Regions from separate parts of the Homo sapiens genome. Here region 1 is linked to region 2. A link is an interaction called in ENCODE POLR2A ChIA-PET data of the cell type or tissue named here. Cell type or tissue: HCT116. All regions are shown on one strand. Each heading gives the region's core, and the rest is flanking DNA. Links, peaks and the distances in the headings are about the cores only. Region 1 has its middle 9.4 kb from the start of CROCC. Region 2 overlaps ARHGEF10L (Rho guanine nucleotide exchange factor 10 like).

Region 1 (10,500 bases), core at 2,150-10,149, 670 kb before region 2:
CTCAACCTCCAAAAGGACTCAGAGAGATGCAGAAACCGAGACAGGGTTCCTCTTTCAAGGAAAGAGACTTTTGAGGAAGACCCCAGGGCTCTGAACCAAAATCCAGATTTTTCCCCATCTGCAGCTTAATTCCACCTTAGTTGGTGCAACTTCATCCTTCCCCTATGCTCAGGACAAAAAACAGTTCTTCTATAGGCTGGTCATTCTCTGGCCCCATACATCCTATTGGTCAGAAAATTATGTTTTTTCTTTGGTTAACTGCAGACTTTGGTCTGCACAGTCTTTTTCTTTCTTGGTCTGAAAACCACCCAGTAGTCCCATATGTAGCTTTTTTGGATAAACCTAGAAATTGACCCTGCTGGTCTTAAAGCTTGAAACTTAATATTTGTTTCGTCTGAGTTCCTTCCTCAGGAAACAACCTTCAGGCCTCTCAAAAAAGCCATCAAAGAACTGAAATTCATCCAGACAATGAGATGCTGGGACCCCTCATTCATCATGATTGCTTCCTTGCTCCTCCCTAGTTCCTGTTTTCTTACACATTGTTACATTTCTTCCCTGCCATATAAACCTCTGGTTTTGTTGGTCAGGGAGATGGATTTGAGACTGAGTTCTCATCTCCCCCACTGCAGCACCCTATTAAAGCGCCTTCCTTGGCAATAATCATCTCGGTGATTGGCTTTCTCTGTGGCAACCAGCAGGAATCCCAGATCTCTGAATTTTGGCAAAGGAGTCTCCTGATAAAGGTGGGATGGATTCTACTGACCAACATCAAAACGATCAGACATTTGAAAGCCTTAATCTCAGGGTCGGGGTTTGGGCCGCCCTTGGGCCTTTTCCTTGGGCCTAACCATTAAAATCAGCCTAGCCAGGTCTGTCTTCCAGGCACAGGGGTAGGGCCAGATACTCCTGATGCTTTTTGACGCTTCTCCCACTGGGTGGGCAACAACCCTCCCCTTCCCTGTGACCTGCAGAGAAGCTTCAGGGGGCGTTTATTCAATTTGCTAGGAGCCTACAAAGCACAGGTACACGGTGACTCTGTGGTTCCCACTGCACCTGCCACTCTCCTTGGTCCCCTCACTGTCTCTGGCAGGCAGTAATGTTCTGGGTGAGCTTGGGTGCTGAAGACACCCAGGCAGGGAGGGTAGGGAAAGGCACCAGCCCCTTAGGTCCTGCGCATTAGGGATCCAAAAAACATCTGAAGAAACAGAAAGGGAGCGTTGGAAGTAGATCAAAGGGAAAGAAAGAAATCCTAGGAGATTTCCTATCTGAAGGCACCATGAAGAGAAAGTCCGCCTCCTCTGGGCCGCGTCCTCCTGTTGCAGGTGAACCGAGTTCCGGTCTCCATTGGAAACCAAAGCAGGTAACTTTGCCCTGACTCCTAGTTAGGAAGCCATGCTTTGTCCTCCCCTGTTTAGCACTTGATCCTGTAGCACTTGATTGTCTCTCCCTGGCTTTCTATGGATTCCAGAGATGCAACTGAGAAGTTTGTTTTTAATGCACTTTTCCTTAAAGTAAGAGTATTTCAGGCCGGGCACGGTGGCTTACACCTGTAATCCCAACACTTTGGGAGGCAGAGGTGGGCATTTTACTTGAGGTCAGGAGTTCGAGACCAGCCTGGCCAACATGGCGAAACTCTGTCTCTACGAAAAATACAAAAATTAGCCAGGTATGTTGGCACCGGCCTGTAGTCCCAGCTACTCGAGAGGCTGAGGCAAGAGAAACCTGTGAACATGGGAAGGGGAAGTTGCAGTGAACTGATATCAAAAAAAAAAAAAGTATCTTTTGGCAAAGGAAATGATTTCTGACAGGTTTTGCACTTAAGACACTCAGGTGTGAGGAAAACATGAAAACCACTATGCTAGGGAAAGCAAATGCTGTTGAGAATGTCTCATAAACACAAATTACATGTCAGCAGGTAGGTTTGACCCTCAGGTTGGGCACATTTTACTTTAAGTTCACTGTCGGTGGAACTTAAGATGAATCTAAGACATTCACGATGTATGTATGTATGTGTGTGGGTGTGTATACATATACATATATGTATACATATATATACACACACACATATATATATATACACACATATATATATGTCTCTCATATATATATGAGAGACAGAGTCTTGCAATCTTGCCCATATTGGTCTCCAACTCTGGGCCTCAAGCGATCCTCCTATCTCCCCATCCCAAAGTGCTGGGACTATAGGCATGCACCACCTCGTCCAGCCCATTTTAATGTTTTTAATTTAAATACACATTCCCAAAATTATATAACAAGTACAGGAAGCCCACTTTCAGCCAGTTTTACAAAAACAAAGTGGCAACATCCTAAAGTACTGAAAGAAATAAAGTTTTCCTAGAATTCTATGTCAAAGTGAAAAATCTTTCAAGAATATGACTGAAATAAGGACATTTAAAAACATATAAAAAATGAAAGAATTCAGCAACCCACACTACAAGAAATGCAAAAGGAGTCCTCCAGGCCTAAAGATAAGGATACCAGACAGAAATCTGGATCTACACAAAGAAATGGAGACTACTGCAAATCGGTATGTACATAGTTAAATATATATGTTCTTATTATTTAAATCTTTTTTAATAATTTATTTATTTTAAATTATTTATGATTTAAGTCTTTTTTTAATAATTAAAAAAAGCAATAATAATGGATTCTGGGATTTATAACATGTCTGAAATCAAGTTACATGACAACACTAGCATAATGGCCAGAAGAGGAGGTATAATGCCACTAGATGGCACTGATAAAGGTGTATTCAGGAAACCCTGAAGCCCTCACTGAAAAGGCAAAAGCAGGGAAAGAAGTCGGGGAGCGGTAGACCAGAAGAAAGAAAGAGTTATAGCTAATAAGCCAACAAAGGAAAGAAAATGGAATGATATAAAAACCATGTAATCATTATGCTGGAACAACTGCTCTTCATGCACTCCAGCCTGGGCGACAGTGAAACCCTGTCTCAAAAAAAAAGCCCACCCCTAGGGCTGGGCATGGTGGCTCACGCCTGTAGTCCTACCACTTGGGGAGGCCAAGGCAGGTTGATCACCTGAGGTCAGGAGTTCAAGACCAGCCTGGCCAACATGGTGAAACCCCGTCTCTACTAAAAATACAAAACAATTAGCCAGGCATGGTGGTGGGTGCCTGTAATCCCAGGTACTCAGGAGGCTGACGTAGGAGAATTGCTAGAACCCTAGGAGGGGAGGTTGCAGTGAGCCGAGGTCATGCCACTGCACTCCAGCCTGGGCAACAGAGCGAGACTCATCTCAAAAAAAAAAATCGTACACTTAAAAGGTCACGGAGGCAAGCAAAAATCACCTGGTGGCTGCAAAGCAGACCATCGAGAGGCAAAACTCTTTATCTGGGGAATTTAGAGGCAATTAGACTTCCTTATTATTTAAAGCAAGAATCTAGTTCCAGGCTTCTTTCCCAAAAATTTATAACTAACTAGAATTTCTGGGGTTTTTTTTTTGTTGTTGTTTGTTTGTTTGTTTGAGACGGAGTCTCACTCTGTTGCCCAGGCTGGAGTGCAGTGGCGCAATCTCGGCTCACTGCTACCTCCGTCTCCCGGGTTCAAGCAATTCTCTGCCTCAGCCTCCCGAGTAGCTGGAATTACAGGTGCCCGCCACCACACCCGGCTAATTTTTGTATTTTTAGTAGAAACGGCGTTTCACCATCTTGGCCAGGCTGGTCCTGAACTCCTGACCTCGTGATCCACCCGACTCGCCCTCCCAAAGTGCTGGGATTACAGGCGTGAGCCACCGTGCCCGGCCAGTAACTAGAATTTCTATACATCTCTGGAATACGTGCTTATCAAAACTTGTGCAACCCTTGCTGACATTAAGGCACCAAAATGTCTACAAATGTAGTATTCTGTGAGCCACCGCACCCGGCCTACAAAATGTTTTTTTAAAAAATTATTGTGTTGGGAGTGAATTATTGGGCTGGTGGCTCATGCCTGTAATCCCAGCACTTCAGGAGGCCGAGATGGGTGGATCACTTGAAGTCAGGAGTTCCAGACCAGCCTGGCCAACATGGTGAAACCCCATCTCTACTAAAAATACAAAAATTAGCTAGGCGTGGTGGCGGGCACCTGTAATCCCAGCTACTTGGGAGGCTGAGGCAAGAGAATTGCTTGAACCCAGGAGGCAGAGGTTGCAGTGAGCCGAGATCGTGCCATTGTACTCCAGCCTGGGTGACAAGAGCCAAAAAAAAAAAAAAAAAAGAAAGAAATCATTATTATTTCTACAATATGGGCTTATCCCTGTATTACTCTTCTGAACTTTTCACTTAATATATCGTAACCATCTCTCCAGTCATTGAATGTTCTTCTATAACATTTGGAATGATATCATAGTATCCCATTATATGAATAACCCATGGTTTATTATACAAGTCCCCTACTGCTGAACGTTTAGGTCTTTCTAACTTTTTGCTATTAAAGTCTGGCATGATAGACTCTGCAAGTTAGCCTTCAGATGCCCAGCAAATCCAGTTAACCAGAGCACTGTCCTCTAAGCCTCCTGGTGAATGTGGTTTTGCTGATGGTGGGCAGAGTCCACCCCAGCCGAGCCGCTGGATTTGGCAGGCACTTGGCCTTAGCAACCTGAGGGTGGTAACTCCAATCAGTTACTTGTTTCCCTGTTACCTGAGTTGCAGATTTAGAGCCCTCTGCAGTGAGCAGGTGAGCACCTGGCATGATTCTTTTCTGGTGAGTGGTCCTGGGGGTCACTGGGCCAGTCACCACCTGGTGACAGGACAGGGTGACCGGTGGGTGGCAGCACTGGGGATTCAAATGACCGCAGCCCGGTCAGGCTGAGCTGAGCAGAGCCAAGGACTCAGCACAGCAAGGAACCTAGGCTCTTCACAGAGAAGGGAGCTGGAGGACCCCCCAAGGAGATGAGTATGTGCCACCCTGCGGCAGGGTCCTGTGGGCTTTGGGAGTGAGAGGGTCAAGGGGAGAGGAGCTGTGTTTGCCACCCCCTGTTAAAAACCTCAAGTGAAGCAGCATGGTAGAGAGGAAAGAGCATGGGATTGGAAGCCATTGAACTTCCTGCTGTGTGTCCTTGGGCAAGTGACTACATGTCTCTGATCCTCAATCTCCCCTTCTATAAAATGGAGATGATCCTAGAACCTGCTTCACGGGAGTGTTCAGAGGGGACTGTAGACAGAGCGGGAACATAGAAGAGGAAGTAGGCGGCAGTGTGGTTCACAGCCAGCGCAGGCTGCCTGCAGGGTGCAGGTACTGTCACCAAGGGAGACCCAAGGTGCCCTGGAGGGAGTGGCAAGGACACAGGCCTGAGCCCAGCCCTGGTGATATGAACACTGGAGTGGGCTTCACAGGGACAGGCAGCATCAGAACTGGACTAGTGAGGTCATGAGCCCACCAGGGCCTGGGTAGGGACATAGCAAGTCTGGGGACTCCAGACAGGGTCACACAGACCTGGGCCATGCTGGGCATCCAGGGACTGGCTGTGCATACTGGCAGATGTCAGTCAGCCCTCCTGCAGTTGGGCCAGGGACACCTCAGGGAAACTGTGACCTTCCTTCCAATCTTGGTAACATCACCCTTCCACCCCAAATCCCAGGGAATGGCCCGAATCTCTCCTGACAAACAGCTCTCAGCCCTGGTCCAGGCCACAGTCTTGCTTGCACCGGGCCGGGTTTCAGAGCCCGAAGGGCACACTGGCAGCCTTTAGTGCAGTGTTTCAGATGTCACAGACAGGTTCCTCTTTGACGAAGATGGAACTTCCACTGCTTCCCTCCTACCACGCAGGAAACACAGAAGCAACCATCAGCCGAGGGCCTGCTGGCCGTTCTCTCTGGGTACTGTGTTTGGAAAAAGCACAAAATCATTAACTTAAACATGCTTTTTCAAACCAAACACATCCCTCTCTTAGCCCTGGAGATTCAGAGCTGCCTCTCCCTTTGAAAATGAATGATCTCGCCCGGGTGCAGTGGCTCACGCCTGTACTCCCAGTACTTTGGGAAGCTGAGGCGGGTGGATCGCGAGGTCAGCAGTTTGAGACCAGCCTGGCCAATATGGTGAAACCCCGTCTCTACTGAAAATACAAAAATTAGCCGAGCGTGGCGGCGGGCGCCTGTAGTCCAAGCTACTCAGGAGGCTGGGGCAGAGGTTGCGTTTAGCCAAGATCATGCCACTGCACTCCAGCCTGGGCAATAGAGCAAGACTCCCTCAAAAAAAAAAAAAAGCATGATTTCATCCAATGCCTTCAATAACAGAAGGAGGTCCAAGTCCAGTGAGAGGGTGGAACGAACATACTGTCACAGTGGAAAGGACACGAGACAGGCGCGCCACCGGGTTGAGTCTCGCGAACAAACTGAGGCCAGAGTGCCTTCCCCAGGGCTGCACGTCAGTCAGGAAAAAAAAAAGCATTCTCTCCGACAGGTCAAATCACCGAAGCCTCGGGATCGTCGCTGGGGGCTGTGACGGGGCTGGCATGAAACGTCCCTCTGTCTGGCTGGGCGATGGGTCAGTGCTCAGGAGTTTCAGGCCTTTAAGGCCCGGCCAGACCGCAGGGGGACTCTGCAGCCGGGTCGGGGTTTCGATCCTGCGCTGCGGCCTTGCAACTGCGAGGACTTGGGGGTCGTGCTTCGTTCGCCTGGTATCCTCGTTCGTGCGTGTAGGAGGCGCCTGGCTTGCCGGGCGGTGCCAGGCGGCAAGAGGGAGGGCGCACGGAGCGTGTCCGCCCAGGGCGGCCCCTGTAAGCGCTGCAGAAGCGCTGCTCCCGGCGCCCGGCCCCGCCCCAGCCTCCGCCCCACTACCGCGCAGCGCAGGCTCCGCCCCCAGTTTTCCCCGCCCCGTGGCGGGGACGCCCCGCCCGGTCCGGCCCGCTCGGCCTCGGCAGCAGCGGCTGCGGCGAAGGCGCGCGAAGGTAGGTGGCCGGGGGCGCGCGCGTGCGCGGGGGCGGGACGGACGCGCTCCCGGCGGAGGAGGCCGCGCGCCTGGGGGCGGGCTGGAGCCACGTACCGGGGCTGGGGGCGCTGTGTGTTCCGCGACTGCCGCGGCCCGGCACCGGAGGCCAGGAGAGCGTTCCCAACAGGCTCCGCGGATGCCCCGCCGCGTCCTGCCGCCCATCCTGCCCGGATTGTCGCGGGCCGGGGGCACGACAGGAGACTGGGGCCTGCAGGGCGCAGCCGTCCCTCCGCCGGCCGGGGTCCCCTCGCTCCGCGGGCGGCCGTGGGAGGCCCTCGCGACGGCCTCTGCCCCCCGCAGATGCCCTCTGCAGCTCCTGCGTGCGGGCCCCGCCCTGCACTGCCCTCCTCGTGTGGGATCCGGTTTCGTCTTCATTGCAGCCCTGCCGAGTCGGAAGCATCTCCATTGTGCGGATGGGGAAACTGAGGCCCAGAGCGCATAGTTGGGCTGGCCACGGAGGCAGGGCCGCCGGATGCTGTGCGGGGATGGGGCCCTGCACCCCTTGCGCCTCTCACCATGCGGCCTCAGGCCTCTGTGCCCGGCAGCGTCTCTGGAGTGGGCATTTTGAACGAGCTCCCTCCTGATTTTCACACAGACTTAAGCCTGACGACCATGCTGGGGCGGATGTCTGCCCCTCTGGTGACCAGGTCACAGCTCCCTTGGGAAGACGATTGACTGGGGAATGGGGACCCTGGGGAGGAGGACTTCAGGGTGCCATCTGTCTGTTTACGCCAGAAAACAGAGATTTCTGTTTTCTTTCGCTGGGCTCACAGCAGGTGCTTAATAAACAGATCTTGTGGCGGGAGCAGACGACAGCGAGGTTCAGGCAAGACTCCAGGAGTCAACCCCTGGATCTCGGAGGCTCCCCACCCGCGCACATTTCCCTGACTTAACCCTCCCCTCCCCAAGTCTTTCAGCCCTTTCCACCCAAGTGGCCCCTGTGGGGGTCACTGCCTGGTTTTCACCCTGATCTTCTGGGATGCGGCAGATGCTGGCTGGATATGTGTTCGCTGGTGTCCTTCCGTGATCCCCGTCTGTGGCTGACACCATCTGTGGCCCAACATGACCCCAGCCAGAGCCAAGGGGAATCATTTCTTTTTCCATTTAACATCCTATGTTATTACTTGGCTCTTAGCATTCATTAATTCATTCAGCAGCTCTTCATGGAGCTTTGGCCTTAGCCCATGCACTGTGGAAGTGACAGTGAGCTAAGCCAACCTGGCACTTTGGGAGGCTGAGGTGGGAGGACCGCTTGAGCCCAGGAGTTGGAGACTAGCCTGGGCAACATCTCATCTCTACAACAAGTAAAAAATTAGCCAGACGTGGTGGCACGCACCTGTGGTCCCAGCTACTCAGGAGGCTGAGGTGGGAGGATCCCTTAAGCCCAGGAGGTCAACGCTGCAGTGAGCCATGATTTTGCCACTGCACTCCAGCCTGGAAAACAGAGCAAGACCTTGTCTCAAAGAAAAAAAAAAAAAAGGAGGAGACAGACAACATACATGTTGGAGAAAATGGAACAGCCACTGGAGGGACCTCTTTAGCTGAGAGTCGGGGTAGCTCCCTCAGAAAGTGATATTTTTGAGCCAAAATCTGGCCGACAAGCGGGAGTCAGCTGTGCAAAAGAAGGGGGAAGTGCGTCCCAGGCAGAGAAAGTGGCAGTGCAAAGGCCCAGAGGTGGGTGCCTGCCTGGTGTTTGAGGAATCAAGAAGGCCATGAGCAGCCAGGTGTGGTGGCTCATGCCTGTAATTCCAGCACTTTGGGAGGCTAAGGTGGGTGGATCACTTGAGGTCAGGAGTTTAAGACCAGCCTGGCCAATACAGTGAAACCTCATCTCTACTAATACAAAAATTAGCTGGGCGTGGTGGTGCATGCCTGTAATCCCAGCTACTCGGGAGGCTGAGGTAGGAGAATTGCTTGAACCCAGGAGGTGGAGGTTGCAGTGAGCTGAGATTGTGCACCACTGCACTCCAGCTCAGGCCTGGGCAACAGATCAAGACTCTGCCTCAAAAAAAAAGGCCATGAGAGAAGGGGAGAGAGGAGATGAGGTGGGAAAAGTGGAGTGGGGCCAGATCTGGTGGGCCCTGTGGGCCATGGAAGGACTTTGAACTTCATTTTAGGTGTGGTAAGGGCTAGTAGAGGGCCTTGGGTAGGGGAGGGGTATGACCTTTACTGTGTGAAACTTGAGTGGGTGAGGGGATGAGCAGGGAAGCATAGAGACCCTCGGGGAGCCATCTCAGCAGTCCAGGCAGTGGCTTATATAATACACATCGGCGTCCTGGGGTGGTGCCAGGTACACAGCAGGCGCTGCAGGATGGAAGTCATTGCTGTTACTGTTTTTGTTTATTTGAGACAGGGTCTTGCTCTGTCACCCAGGCTAGAGTGCAGTGACACAACCACGGCTCATTGCAGCCTCAACCTTCCAGGCTCAAGCAATCCTCCTGCCTCAGCCTCTCAAGGAACTGGGACTACAGGAGGTGCATGCCACCATGCCAGGCCAATTTTTTTTATTTTTTTGGCAGAGATGGAGTCTCACTGTGTTGCCAGGGCTGGTCTCAAACGCCTGGGCTCAGGCAGTCCTCCTACCTTGGCCTCCCAAAGTGTTGGGATCACAGGTGTGAGTCAGTGCACCCGGCTTGCTGTTATTATTTAAAACTCTGGGCTGGGCGCAGTGGCTCATGCCTATAATCCCAGCACTTTGAGAGGCCGAGGCGGGTAGATCACTTGAGGTCAGGAGTTTGAGACCAGCCTGGCCAACATGGTGAAACCCTGTCTCTACTAAAAATACAAAAATAAGCTGGGCGCGGTGGCGCATACCTGTAATCCCAGCTACTCAGGAGGCTGAGGCAGGAGAATTGCTTGAGCCCAGGAGGCGGAGGTTGCAGTCAGCCGAGATCGTGCCATTGCACTCCAGACTGGGTGACAGAGCCAGACTCCATCTCAAAAACAAAACAAAACAAAAAACAAAAACCCTTTGGAATCAGGCACACCTAGGTCGCGGCTGTGACTTGAGCTCTTTGTGGCTGGGTGCATTGGAGCCAATTATTTAACTTCGCTGAGACTTCACGCTGTCATCTGTAAAGTGAGTAGGGTGGTGCCAGGAGTGTTAAAGCAGGTAAGGGACAGATGTAACGTTTTGGGCACAGGGCCTGGCTCGTGGTTGGTTCAATATTTTTGTCATAATTTCTAGTCAGCAGCAGGAGGATAACGAAGGGGTAAGCGGATAAGAGCAGCTGCTATGTTTGAAACGAGTAATCTTTGAGGGGCTTTTTGGCTAGTTCCTGCCGCTAGCCCTGGCAAAAGGCAAGTTTGGAGGGTGGTAGTGGGGAGGGAAGGGTACAAAGGGTGTCTCCTCTGTATTTGGTCACCAAATAATGTCTCAGCATCTAGAACAAGGCACAGGGTTCTAGCTTGGGGACTAGAAAGAGCCAATAATACTCATGATAGTAATGATAACAGTAGTAATAGCCAACACTTACCCGCTGTTGAACTGCAGGTAGTAATTAAGGTAACACTAGCTAATGTGATAGTGAAACCCTGAATTCTCAGAGGCTTAG
Region 2 (11,624 bases), core at 1,421-9,420:
TCTTCCTCCAGGCCTCATTCAGGTGGAAGAGGGATGGGGCAGCTTGATGTGTGAGGGGTGGGAGATGGTCTTGGGGGGCCCGGGGTGGGACAGGGGCAGGCAGGAGGAGGGTTTCCTAGTGGGGCCTCTGGGCAGATGGACTTTGAACCCTAGTGGGAGGGGAACTAATAAGCACTGACTAAATTAGCCAAGCCAGGAAGACACCTGCTGTGATGAGCTGGGCAGCTGAGGGCAGAGGGAGGTGCCAATGCCGGGCTGCTCTGGGTGGTCCCGTCGCTGAGCCTAACCTGCTCCGGGCCTCTGGTGGGCACACCCCATAGCCGGGAGCTGGGGCCTCCCCTCTTCCTCCCTTGTCTGAGCACTGCCTCCTCCTCAGCCATTCCACGCAGTAGCAGGAAGGGGAACTGTTCAGTGTCCGCCTGTTCCTTGGGTTTGGTGGTCATTGTTAAAAAGGTGACCTCCAAGAGAAAACAATCTCCTATAACCCCACCACCCAAGCATAGCCTGGATAGGGTCCCCATGGTAACAGAGGCCCCTGTCTACCCAGAGCTTACTCCGTGCAGGGCATGGAGCGTAGAATTCATCACACCCACTGCTGGGTCCTCATTTCATCAGCACAGGACGCTCAGGAAGCAGGTGCTGGTCTTACTCCCACCGCCCCAGTGAGAAAGGAATTCACTGCTGCTGTGGCAAGTGGCAGAGCTGGGATTTGAACCTGAATCATCCCGGCACCAAATCCTATCCTCTAAACGTGGCCTTCGGTGTCACCGCCTGGAGAGTCACCGTGCTGTGGGCAGTGCCCTCCTCCTTTGGACTCAGTTTCCACATCTGTAAAGCAAGAGCAACACTGCCCTCTTGGAGCTACTTTCTGGTTCTGACATGCCATGCTTTTGTATTAGTTCTCTTTTTAAAGATGAGAATGGTTATTGTTTATTTATTTATTTATTTTTGAGACAGTCTTGCTCTGTCGCCTAGGCTGGAGTGGCAGTGGTGTGATCTTGGCTCACTGCAACATCCACCTCCCAGGTTCAAGTGATTCTCCTGCTTCAGCTTCTCGAGTAGCTGGGACTACAGGCATGTGCCACCACGGCTGGCTAATTTTTTGTATTTTTAGTAGAGATGGGGTTTCACCATGTTGGCCAGGCTGGTTTCGAACTCCTGACCTCAAGTGATCTGCCTGCCCCGGCCTCCCAAAGTGCTGGGATTACAGGCATGAGCCACCATGACTGGCCTGAAGTGGGTACTTTTTAATCCCCATTTTGCAGATGAGTAAACTGAGGCCCAGAGATAGGATTAACTCATCCAAGGTCTCATAGCTGCTGAGTGGAACCCAGGTGGTATTGGGGAACCTGAACTCTTTTCTAACCCCGTGAGGATCTGTGGTGGTGGCAGGGGGCTGCTGTGAGCCATCCCCACTCCCTTGTCCACATCCTTCTGAGACTAACAGCCTGTGTGTGCAAAATGGTGGCCACAGGCCTATGGGTATGGGCAGGGCTTGCTGGGCTGCGTCCTCGTCCCGACACTTCAGAGCCCCGCATTAGCCTGTAGCAAACACCTTCCAGATTCCAGCCCCAAAGGCTAGGGAGGCAGTGCGATCAGAGGATTGAGATTAGGCTTTAGGGTCAGTGCTCACTGGCTGGAATCCTAGTGTGGTCACCTTGTCCTCTTGCTTCTGTGACCTGGGGCAAATATTTGCTTCTCTGAGCCTCTGTTTCCTCATCCGTAAGCTGGGGTGTTACGAGAATTAGATAGAATAATGCTAATAAAGTGTCAGGCTCCATACATGTTGGTGTCTCTCTTCCTTTCTAGGGAAAGCCTTGGGCTTTGGAGGGGAGGGCAGGAATCAGTCCCAAAGGGTGAAGAAAGGGGAGGACATTGGACTTTCTGCCCTGGAAGGGAAGGATCCTGGGTTTTGGCCCCAGGGTAGAGTAGCAGCCTCTTTCTGTATCATCATCAAATTGTATTTAAGGAGCAATTTGGACAGGAGGCTGGGCAAAGTGCCTCCCTTTTTCCTTCTGTAAAATGGGTATAGGTCTTTCTGCTGCTTCCCTCCTGGAACTCTTGGGGCAGCAGAGCCCTCAGAGAAAGGCTGAGCAGACCTCAGAGGTTTTGAATGAGCCCACTGGGAGGGGGCCCTGTAGCAGGAGTGCCGTGCAGCTACAGGTTTGTTTTCCAAAATCCTTTGCTGAAGTAAAAGTTTAGTCCTGAGAGTTTTCAGCGTGGGTCTAAAAGGCACAGTCACACGCTTAGCAGAGAGTAACTGGTATCATCAGTCACAGTGAGAAATGCAGGCAGGTGTCAGGGTTCACATCTGTGATCCCAGCACTTGTTGAGGTCAACAAGGGAGGATGGCTTGAGCCCAGGAGTTTGGGACCAGCCTGGGCAACAGAGTAAGACCCTATCTCTAGAAAAAATTTTAAAAAATTAGCCAGGCATGGTGGTGTGTGCCTGTAGTCCCAGCTACTGGGGAGGCTGAGGCGAGAGGATCACTTGACCCAGGAGTTCCAGGCTACAGTGAGCCATGATTGTGCCACTGCACTCCAACCTGGGAAATCGAGACCAAAGCAGCCTCAGTACCTATCGATGGGGGCTATATAAATTATACCCCCACAAAAAACACCTACCTCAAAACAAAACCAAACCTACTATGCAGCTGTTAAAAAAAGTGGGGTTGATTTCTATGTATTAGTACTATTCTGAAATCATCACTGAGATTTAGGTTAAAAAGGCAGTTGCAGCACTGTGAGTGCTGTGTGCTCCTTCTGTATGAAACAAGGCATATCTGCAGATATGCAAGTTGGCCCATGCATGGGAGAGTTCTGGAAGGATTCTTGAGAAGTCAGTAACAGTCATCTCTTCTGGGGGACTGGGGGATTAGGGCAACCAGGGTGGGAGGTTGACTAACTTTTTTTTTTTTAATTTTTTGAGACAGAGTCTTGCTCTGTTTCCCAGACTGGAGTGCGGTGGCACGGTCTTGGCTCACTGCAACCTCCGCCTCCCACGTTCAAGTGATTCTCCTGCCTCAGCCTACTGAGTAGCTGGGATTAAAGGCATGTGCCACCATGCCCAGCTAATTTTTGTATTTTTAGTAGAGATGGAGTTTCACCACGTTGGCCAGGCTGGTCTCGAACTCCTGACCTGAAGTGATCCGCCCACCTCAGCCTCCCAAAGTGCTGAGATACAGGCGTGAGACACTGTGCCCGGCTCGGAGACTAACTTTTCATTGTCTACCTGTTGTATCGTTTGAGTCTTGAAAGGTGCTAGAGTGTAGTAGCTGCTTCTAAGCACAGACTCCAGAGCCCCATGGCCTGGGTTCGAACCCTGGCTCTTCCTAGCTGTGTGATCTTGGGCAAGTTACTTAACCATTCTTGGTCTCATTTTCTCATTTATAATTTGGAATAATAGACGTTAATATTTGTAAAGTGCTTAAAATTATGTCTGAGGTATCGTTGGCAATGCAAGAATGTCTACTGTTACTAATATTGCCATTAACCTGCATTTCATTTTTGTTTAGTAAGCCAGTTTAATAAAAATAAAGCCTTTAGGAATGGAAAGGAAAACAGGAACACAGCCGGTTTGTGGCCTGGGCAGATTAGACCAGGGGGCTGGGTGCTTTCCCTCCAGGGTGCATTCTCTCCTCCACAAGATGTCTAGGAGGACAGCCCCCAGTGCACAATTGAAGGTGACAGTAGGGAGCGGGGGCAGGGTTGGCTCCAGGGCCCAGGAAGCCCACCGGAGGCATCAGCCTTTTGCTTATGTGAGCTCCCACTGTGAGGGGAGGGCGGTGCCACCTTGGGCCAGGAGGAACTGTGCCCCCACGCTGAGCATTTGGGATTCTGTCCCTGTCTTATGCCATTGGCCTCTGGAGCCATTGCTTTCCTCACACCCATGTGCCAAGGCCAGGTTACCTCCTGCCTGCTGGTCAACCCATGGGGCAGGACAGGAAGAGGCAGAGTCAGAGTGGCCTTCAGCAGGGCTACCGGAAGGGACTGACAGGAGTGGGCAGACCTAAGGGAGCCCATGCTTCCTGGGCAGCCAGGAGGAGGAAGTATCCAGCCCCATTTGTGACAGTCAGGTGTGATCTGATTCCTGGAAGGTTGGGGGCTGAGCATGATCCTGGACTCTGGGGCCAGATTTCACCTGTAAGCCAGAGGGGATGAGGACGGACACCCAGCAGGTCCCTGCAGGTCCCTTGGCACTGGCAACAGGAAGGTCTGTGGCTGCAGGGTTTTCTGGGAAGAAGGATTTGGGCTGCACAGCTGCTGATGTTTCTATGGGTTAATGATTTATGAAGGCTGGAGGCTGGGGCCTTTCTGGGGCTGCCCTGTGCTCTGAGAGCCACTGGGCTGAAGCACAGGTTGTGAGCCAGTGACTTGTCTCAGTAGCTGAAACTGCAGCCCTGACTCCAGCTAATGCGATTTCTGGTCTTCTTTCCACAGGTGTGTAGCTGGGACGGTGCTGGTCTGAGCTGGACCTTGTCTGATGGCTTCCTCCAACCCTCCTCCACAGCCTGCCATAGGTACCGTACCCAGGGCTTCCTGTCCCTCTCATCCTTTCTTAGAAGGGGGCCGCTGGGGGCCGGCGGAGGGCCTTGCTCTGGAGCAGCATGGCGCCGGGTGGGAAGTCTGCTCTGCTGGCTGCTGGCCCTGCCTGGGCCGCATCCTCTATCTCACGTTCCTTGTCTACAAAATAGAAGTAACTTTCTGCTCACGGAGGAGGCTCTGAGCAAGGGTCAATCCTTTTCCTGTCTCCCTGAGATCCGCCGGAGAGGTGAACACACGGGGGTCTCAGGCTGAAGCTTATAAATCAGGGGTGAGGAACTGAGGTTGGAGGAGAGGGTTGCGCCATAGGGTCAGGCCGTTGAACAGTGGTAGCATTGCCGCATTTAGTGAAAAAAAGAGAAAGTAAAAGAAAAATACAGCCAGGCATGGTGTCTCATGCCTGTAATCCCAGCACTTTGGGAGGCCGAGGCGGGCAGATCACTTGAGGTCACGAGTTCGGGACCAGCCTGGCCAACATGGTGAAATCCCATCTCTACAAAAATACAAAAATTAGCTGGGTATGGTGTGGCACTTGTAATCTCAGCTACTTGAGAGGCTGAGGCAGGAGAATTGCTTGAACCTGGGAGATGGAGGTTGCAGTGAGCCAAGATCACACCACTGCACTCCAGCCTGGGTGACAGAGCAAGACTGTCTCAAAAAAAAAAAAAAAAAAAAAAAGAAAAGAGAAAAAGAAAAATACATACTTATACTAACAAAATTATTCGTCGTTTATCTGAAATTCAAGTCTGTGTCCTGTATGTTATTTGGCAACCCTGGCACTGGGGCCTCAGACACTGCAGGTGGAATCCAGGCCCCGCCTGGGAGGAAATGGGCCCAGGGCTGTTTCACCCAGGCAGCAGCTTCCTGTCCTCTTGTATCACTATGAGAGAGGCAGAATTGCAGATGGTAATGAGTGAGGGCTTTGTCCTCAGCCCCATCTGAGTTTGAATCCTGACCCTGCCACTTAGACTGTGGGGCTGGTTAAGTGACATGTTGTCTCTGTGGCTTAGTTTCATCATCAGTAAACATGGGGACAATGATACCCTCTCCTGGGCTGTTGCAAGGTTTAAATATATGTCAGGCGTGGGCATGGGGTAATCAATTGCTCACTGACGGGAGTGCTTATCATCGTGGGTGTCAGCAGGACAGACAGCGTGTGCCATGCCCTGCACCCCTGGGAGAGCCAAATGATGCATCTCCTCCTCCCTGAGCCTCGGGGTTCTTCTTGGGCGGGGGGTGGGGAGCAGCACAGCAGACCTGTCTTCCCTGTGGCAATGGGTGGCTTCCTAGGGTCCCTCGCCTCCTGGACTCGCTTGTATTTTCTCACAAGGACCGGGTCTGTCCAGGAACATCAGAGGCATGAGTGACCAGCTCTGGCTGTGCCACCTTTGCAGGCTATTAGGAAGGGCTTCCTTCAGCTCTCAGCTGTGCTGGGATGGGCCTCCTGAGTTTTCCTTCTGATAAGGAGCAATGCCTGATTGCCGGGGGGAGGATAGAAGGCGGCCTTGGAGACAAGCACATCTCACCTCCCAATTCATGACTGGGATTTGGGTCCCAGCATGCCTGGCCTTGCCCCATCCCGCCCCTGCTGCCATGGGCACCTGTTCCCTTTCCTCTCCCCACCAAGAGGCCTGAACCTGAACATGGGGAGTGAGAAAAAAAAATTTATGACTAAGTCAATTCTGTTCTGTTCAGCAAACATTTGACAAATATTTGTTGTTCCAGCTCTTTCTAATATTGCTGGCTAGTATCATCTGGGTGAACCCAGCTCTTTGCCATTTTCTCATTCTCTGAGAGCTTCCCATTACCTTCCCAAATTAAATTCAAATTCCTGAGTAGGGGATTCCCCACGCACCTTGTCAACTGTCTAATGACCTTCATTCCTGCGCGTGTCTTCAGCACCCCCGGGGCACTTGGTGTTTGTTCTCTGTCTTTGCTGTGGCCTCTGCCTGGAATCCACGCTTTAGTTGGAGCTTGTCAGGCCTTTTCTCATCCTTTAAGGCTCAGTGCGAGGGCAGCCTCATCCTCGGAGCCCTTCCTGAAGCCCCAGAGAGCCCCAGCCCCTTCCTCTTGGCACCGTCTCAGTCTCTGAGGTTTTTGGTTTTCTCCTGCTGGCTCTGTCCTGTCAGCCTCACAGTGAGCTCCGGAGGGGAGCTCACAGTCACCCACCCCGAACCCCAGGACTGTGTCTTACCTTTCCTTCCCCCTCCCTGCCCACTGGATGCTGGGAGCTGCTCACTGCATGCATGGATAACTGAAGCTATTTGTACTCTTAAAGGGAGGAGGTGCAGGCCAGGCACAGTGGCTCATGCCTATAATCCTAGCACTTTGAGAAACCTTGCTTGAGCTCCAGAGTTTGAGACCAGTCTGGACAACAGAGTGGAACCCTGTCTCTACAAAAAATGAAAAAAAAAAAAAATAGCTGGGCATGGTGATGCTACCTGGGAGTCTGAAGTAGGAGGATCACTTGAGCCCAGGAGGTTGAGGCTGCAGTGAGCCATGATCGCACCACTGCCCTCCAGCCTGGGTGACAGAGTGAGCTTCATTTAAAAAAAAAAAAAAAAAAAAAGAAGGTGTAGAAATGACCTGAGTCCCTGGACATGGCTGGGGGCAGGGTTGCCTGAGGCCGGGTCTTGCCTGTGAGTTGGAGAGGACTGCCCTTCTCACCCAGCAGCAGGGACTGGGCTATGACAAGGCTGTAATCATAATAATAACAGTGATAATGGTGGTAATAATACGACAGTGATGATGTAACGATGGTGATAATAATAAGCAGAATCATCATCGTCAGAAAAGCTAACATTTGGTGAGCACGCACCCTGCACCAGGTGCTTTATTTATGTTCATTCATTCCCTCCTCCCAACAACCCTGTGAGGTAGTTGCTGTTATTGACCTCATTTTAGAGATCAGGAAACTAGGAGGGGGTCAAATAACCCGACACTCATCCAGCTGGTACCTGGGTGAGCTGGAGTCTGAGCTGAACCCAGGTGGCCCGACTCTAGAACCTTAGTCACTGCAGTGACACCATCCACATATAAAGGGAGACCCCCACCCCCACTCCCTGCCCAGCAGATTCACTTAGGCAAGGACCAGTGGGCACTGAGAGGCTAAGAAAACCCTGTGTAAGTCAGGATGGGCCTGTAGCTGGTACCCCCAAAATAGTGGGTAGGGACTTTGTGGTCATTTATTCCAGTATTTAAACAAATTTTTTTTTGAGACAGGATTTTGCTCTGTTACCCAGGCTGGAGTACAATGGTGTGATCATGGCTCACTGCAGCCTCAAATTCCTGGGCTCAAGCCATTCTCCTGCTACAGCCTCCTGAGTAGCTGAGACTGCCGGCACATACCACCACACCCAGCCGATTTTAAAATTATTAAAAAATTTTTACTTTTGTTTATTTTTTTTTGAGACAGAGTCTCGCTTTGTCACCCAGGCTGGGGTGCAGTGGCACAATCATGGCTCAGTGCAGCCTTGAACTCCTGGGTTCAAGTGATCCCTCCACCTCAGCCTCCCAAGTAGCTGGGACTACAGGTGTATGCTACTACACCTGGCTAATTTTCTCATTTTTAGTAGAGACAAGGTCTCACCATGTTACCTGGGCTGGTCACAAGCTTTTGAGCTGAAGCCATCCTCCTGCCCCAGGCTCCCAAAGTGCTGGGATTACAGGCGTCAGCCACAGCACCCAGCCTATGTTTTAAACTTTGAAAATTACCACCCATAGACATGACAACAGGGGGACAAATGCTTATCACGTGCCTCCTGTATGCTGGACGTTACACTAGATGCTGAGGATGCAACAGCAAACAAAACAGACAAAAATACCTGCCCTCGTGAAGCTTATATTCGAGTAGAGGAGACAGACAGCAACACAAATAGCATATGGCATCATATGCTGACAACAGCCATAGAGAAAGGTAAAGTAGGCAGGGCAAACCGGGAGTCTCAGCAGGTCTCTATGGCAGCGTGCAGTAGAGATGCCGCAGCATGCAGAGAGATGATGCGCAGTAAAGATCTGAAAGAGGGGAGAGCAGGAGAAGATACTCGAAGGAAGAACGTGCTAGGCCCTGGGGCTGCGGGTGCAAAGGTCCTGAGGCAGGAGCATGCCTGGCACATTTGTGGTACAGGAAGGAGATCAGTGTGGCTGGAGTGGAGGGAGCAAGGGATGAGCAGAAGATTCTACGCACATGTGCACGTGTGCGTGCACACACACACACACACACACACCCCTACCCAATGTGTATATGTAACTGAAACAGAAGTGTCAAAACCAATATTGAAATTATACCAAGGTGAATTCATTAGTATCACAATACATTATTTTTTAAACATCTGAAATAATTCAATACCAAATGTATTTTATTTGGTATTATAATATCAAAAAGATACCCCATATGATTTTATTAATATTAGAATACAATGTTTAGAAACATCTGAAACAAAACAAGCTATCAATCCAAACACCAAATACAATGCTGATTGGGAATCCCCTAATTAAACTTATGAGCTACCAGGGGTTGGGAACTGCGTCCGAAAACCACAGATCCAGCTCCCACCCAAGCCCTTTCTGTCAGCGCAGGGCAGAATGTCTGAGGGCTTAGTAGAAGAGTATGGAGGGTGAATGGAGCTGGGTTCCAGTCCATCCCCATCCTCTTAGCTGCTGACTGTGGGCACATTGCTTTGCTTCTGTCTCTGGGGTCTTGGGTAAATGGAGGTGATCCTGAGGCTGGATCAGGAAGCTGCCTGGGGCACAGCTCGGGATCTCTCAGGACTTGCTTCATGACACCTGGGGAAGGAGTTTGCTCTACAGGCCACATCGCTGCCCAGAGTCCACCCCTGCTGACCTGGCCTGTGGGATCCCCAAAGCCCCAGGAGGAGTGGCTGTGTCTCCTCCTCCGTGGCCTCAGAGGAAGTTGGGTACTTCTCATTCTGGGGAGGGAGGGCGTACTCTGGGCTTCCATTGCAGTCGAGCAGCTGAAGAAGGGGTTTCTTACATCTGCCCCCAAAATATTATGCTCTGGGAACCTCCAGGTCATTGTAGGGGAGTGACTGGATTTTTCTAGTCCAAGAGACTGTTGGAATCAGATATGTCCATCTGTCCATCTGTTCATCTGCTGGACCATCTGCCCATCTCTCTGTTCCAGCCACCTCCTCACCCATCACTCATCCATCCATCTAATGTTTATTGAGCATTTGCCAGGGCTGGGTCCGCAGACCCATGGGCTAGAAAATCCTGTTTGTCCTCAAGGATCTGCGGCTGTTGTTGTCATAATCCTTACATATACGGGCACTGTGCCGAGGGCTACTCCTACCCAGTGGTTCTCTGATAGTGGTGATTTTACCCTCCAGGGGGACATATGGCAATGTGTGGAGACATTTTTGGTTGTCACAGCTGGAGGGTCCCCTGGGCCTGTAGGGTGTAGAAGCCAGGGATGCTGCTAATCGTCCTACAGTGCACAGGATAGCCCCCTCTCCACCCACAAAAAGAATTATCCAGTCCCAAGTATCAATTGTACCAAGGCTGAGAAAACCTAAGCTGCAGCTCAGCTGATGTTCATGTCAGCCTTATGGGGAAAGTGCTGTTTTTATTCTCCAGTTTGCAGAGGAAACCAAAATTCAGAGAGGCAAAGTGACTTGCTCAGAACCACACAGCTAGCAGGGAGCTCAGACAGGGCCATGTGAGCGCAGAGCTCATGCCTAAGCTGTGTGTCATGTGCCCACGAGAGGGCTGCTTAGGGCGGTCAGCTTGGCAGATGTTTAAAAACAGAACCAAACTGCCCGTTGGTTTTGCAATGGTTTGCATAAGGTAGGGGATGGAGTTATTGAACTCCTGAAGTTCCATTCAGCCCAGAGTTTAGGAAGGAAGTCTTCTAGGAAGAGGACTGGGGAACCTCCATGTGGTGAAATGGCTGGAAATGGCTTCTCGTGCTCTCTAGGATAGAGAATTCATCCCTTCACTCATGTAACAAAAGCCGCTGAGCTCCTGGTCTGGGCCGGTCCAGGACCAGAGAGTAGAGGGGACAGACAGGTGAGATGTCTGCTCTCAGGGATCCGAGCTTGGTGGGGAGTACAAACAAGGGGCAGGGGCAGAGAAGGAGAGGCCACACCTCCTGTAGTAGGGTAGGCGGGGACAGTCTCTCTGCTTGAGTTGAGCTTTAATGGGAGAGGAGGACAGGAGTTCATAGTCACGAAAGGGGTTCCCCAGGAGGGTAAAAGCAGGGAATGAGGCCTAGCAAGCTGACCTCCATGCTGAGAGCTTGGTGCCTTCCCCTGCCCCAGCCAGTCTGTGCCCTAGTACCTGCAAGCTGGCTGCCTCCAAGTCCAGGCATTCCCAGGCAGCTGTGTTTCATGCTGCTGCACATACCAAATAAAGTGTAGTGGGAAGGATGCGCTGTCTGTGCTCATTTGCACACACAAAGCACACAGACACATCAACACACAAACATACAATAAGCTTGTGCTCACGCATAAACACACATGTAAAAAGACCCCTTGCTCACAAAACAGGGAAACACGAAATAAGAAGAGGAAAGATATACATTGAAGTACTGAGGTGCACAGGCTCGCCCTGGGAGCACACTCCCTTCCCTCCCTCAACTGCCACTTGCTTAGAGACCTAACCCAACCCCCTCCCCCCGGCCTTACCAGCACTGTAGGGCCATGTGGCTTGAGTTTGATGGCTCTCATTCCCTGGCTCAGACCTGAGGTGCTCACCCAGTTCCAGCCATGCCCACCTACCCCAGCCATCTCTCCATTGACCAAACCTCGGAGATCCTGCAGCCTGGCCAACTCCTTCTCTCTTCCAGGAGATCAGCTGGTTCCAGGAGTCCCAGGCCCCTCCTCTGAGGCAGAGGACGACCCAGGAGAGGCGTTTGAGTTTGATGACAGTGATGATGAAGAGGACACCAGCGCAGCCCTGGGCGTCCCCAGCCTTGCTCCTGAGAGGGACACAGACCCCCCACTGATCCACTTGGACTCCATCCCTGTCACTGGTAAGATGTTTCTGGGAACTTCCGGTCCTGGGGCTACAGGGAGCATGGAGAACTGGGCGGAAGCTCCAGGCTCTCAGGGATGCCTGGTGGCC

What was found. Peaks named below come from ENCODE experiments on the same cell type or tissue, not always from the same donor. Only the 100,000 strongest peaks of a DNase experiment are listed, where the experiment ranks them.
Region 1: POLR2A ChIA-PET joins it to region 2 with 5 read pairs; 3 of 35 experiments call an interaction of 5 or more read pairs at or near these places.

Annotation. Positions count from the first base shown.
Region 1 is chr1:16,907,233-16,917,732 of GRCh38, forward strand. It overlaps a transcript of CROCC not described here. Among named protein-coding and RNA genes, the nearest start is that of CROCC, 9.4 kb to the right of the region's middle. RefSeq lists a silencer at 6,592-7,331. In HCT116, for the core only: CTCF peaks have their summits at 2,778 (motif pointing right) and 8,488; DNase peaks (open chromatin) are centred at 2,769 and 6,769; H3K4me3 peaks cover 1,960 bases; H3K27ac peaks cover 1,339 bases.
Region 2 is chr1:17,576,114-17,587,737 of GRCh38, forward strand. ARHGEF10L (Rho guanine nucleotide exchange factor 10 like) reads left to right here. Exons shown (of 29, transcript NM_018125.4): 2 at 4,440-4,519; 3 at 11,347-11,532. The coding sequence starts at 4,483. Among named protein-coding and RNA genes, the nearest start is that of ARHGEF10L, 42 kb to the left of the region's middle. RefSeq lists an enhancer at 5,284-6,130. In HCT116, for the core only: no CTCF peak of the experiment used is centred there; no DNase peak of the experiment used is centred there.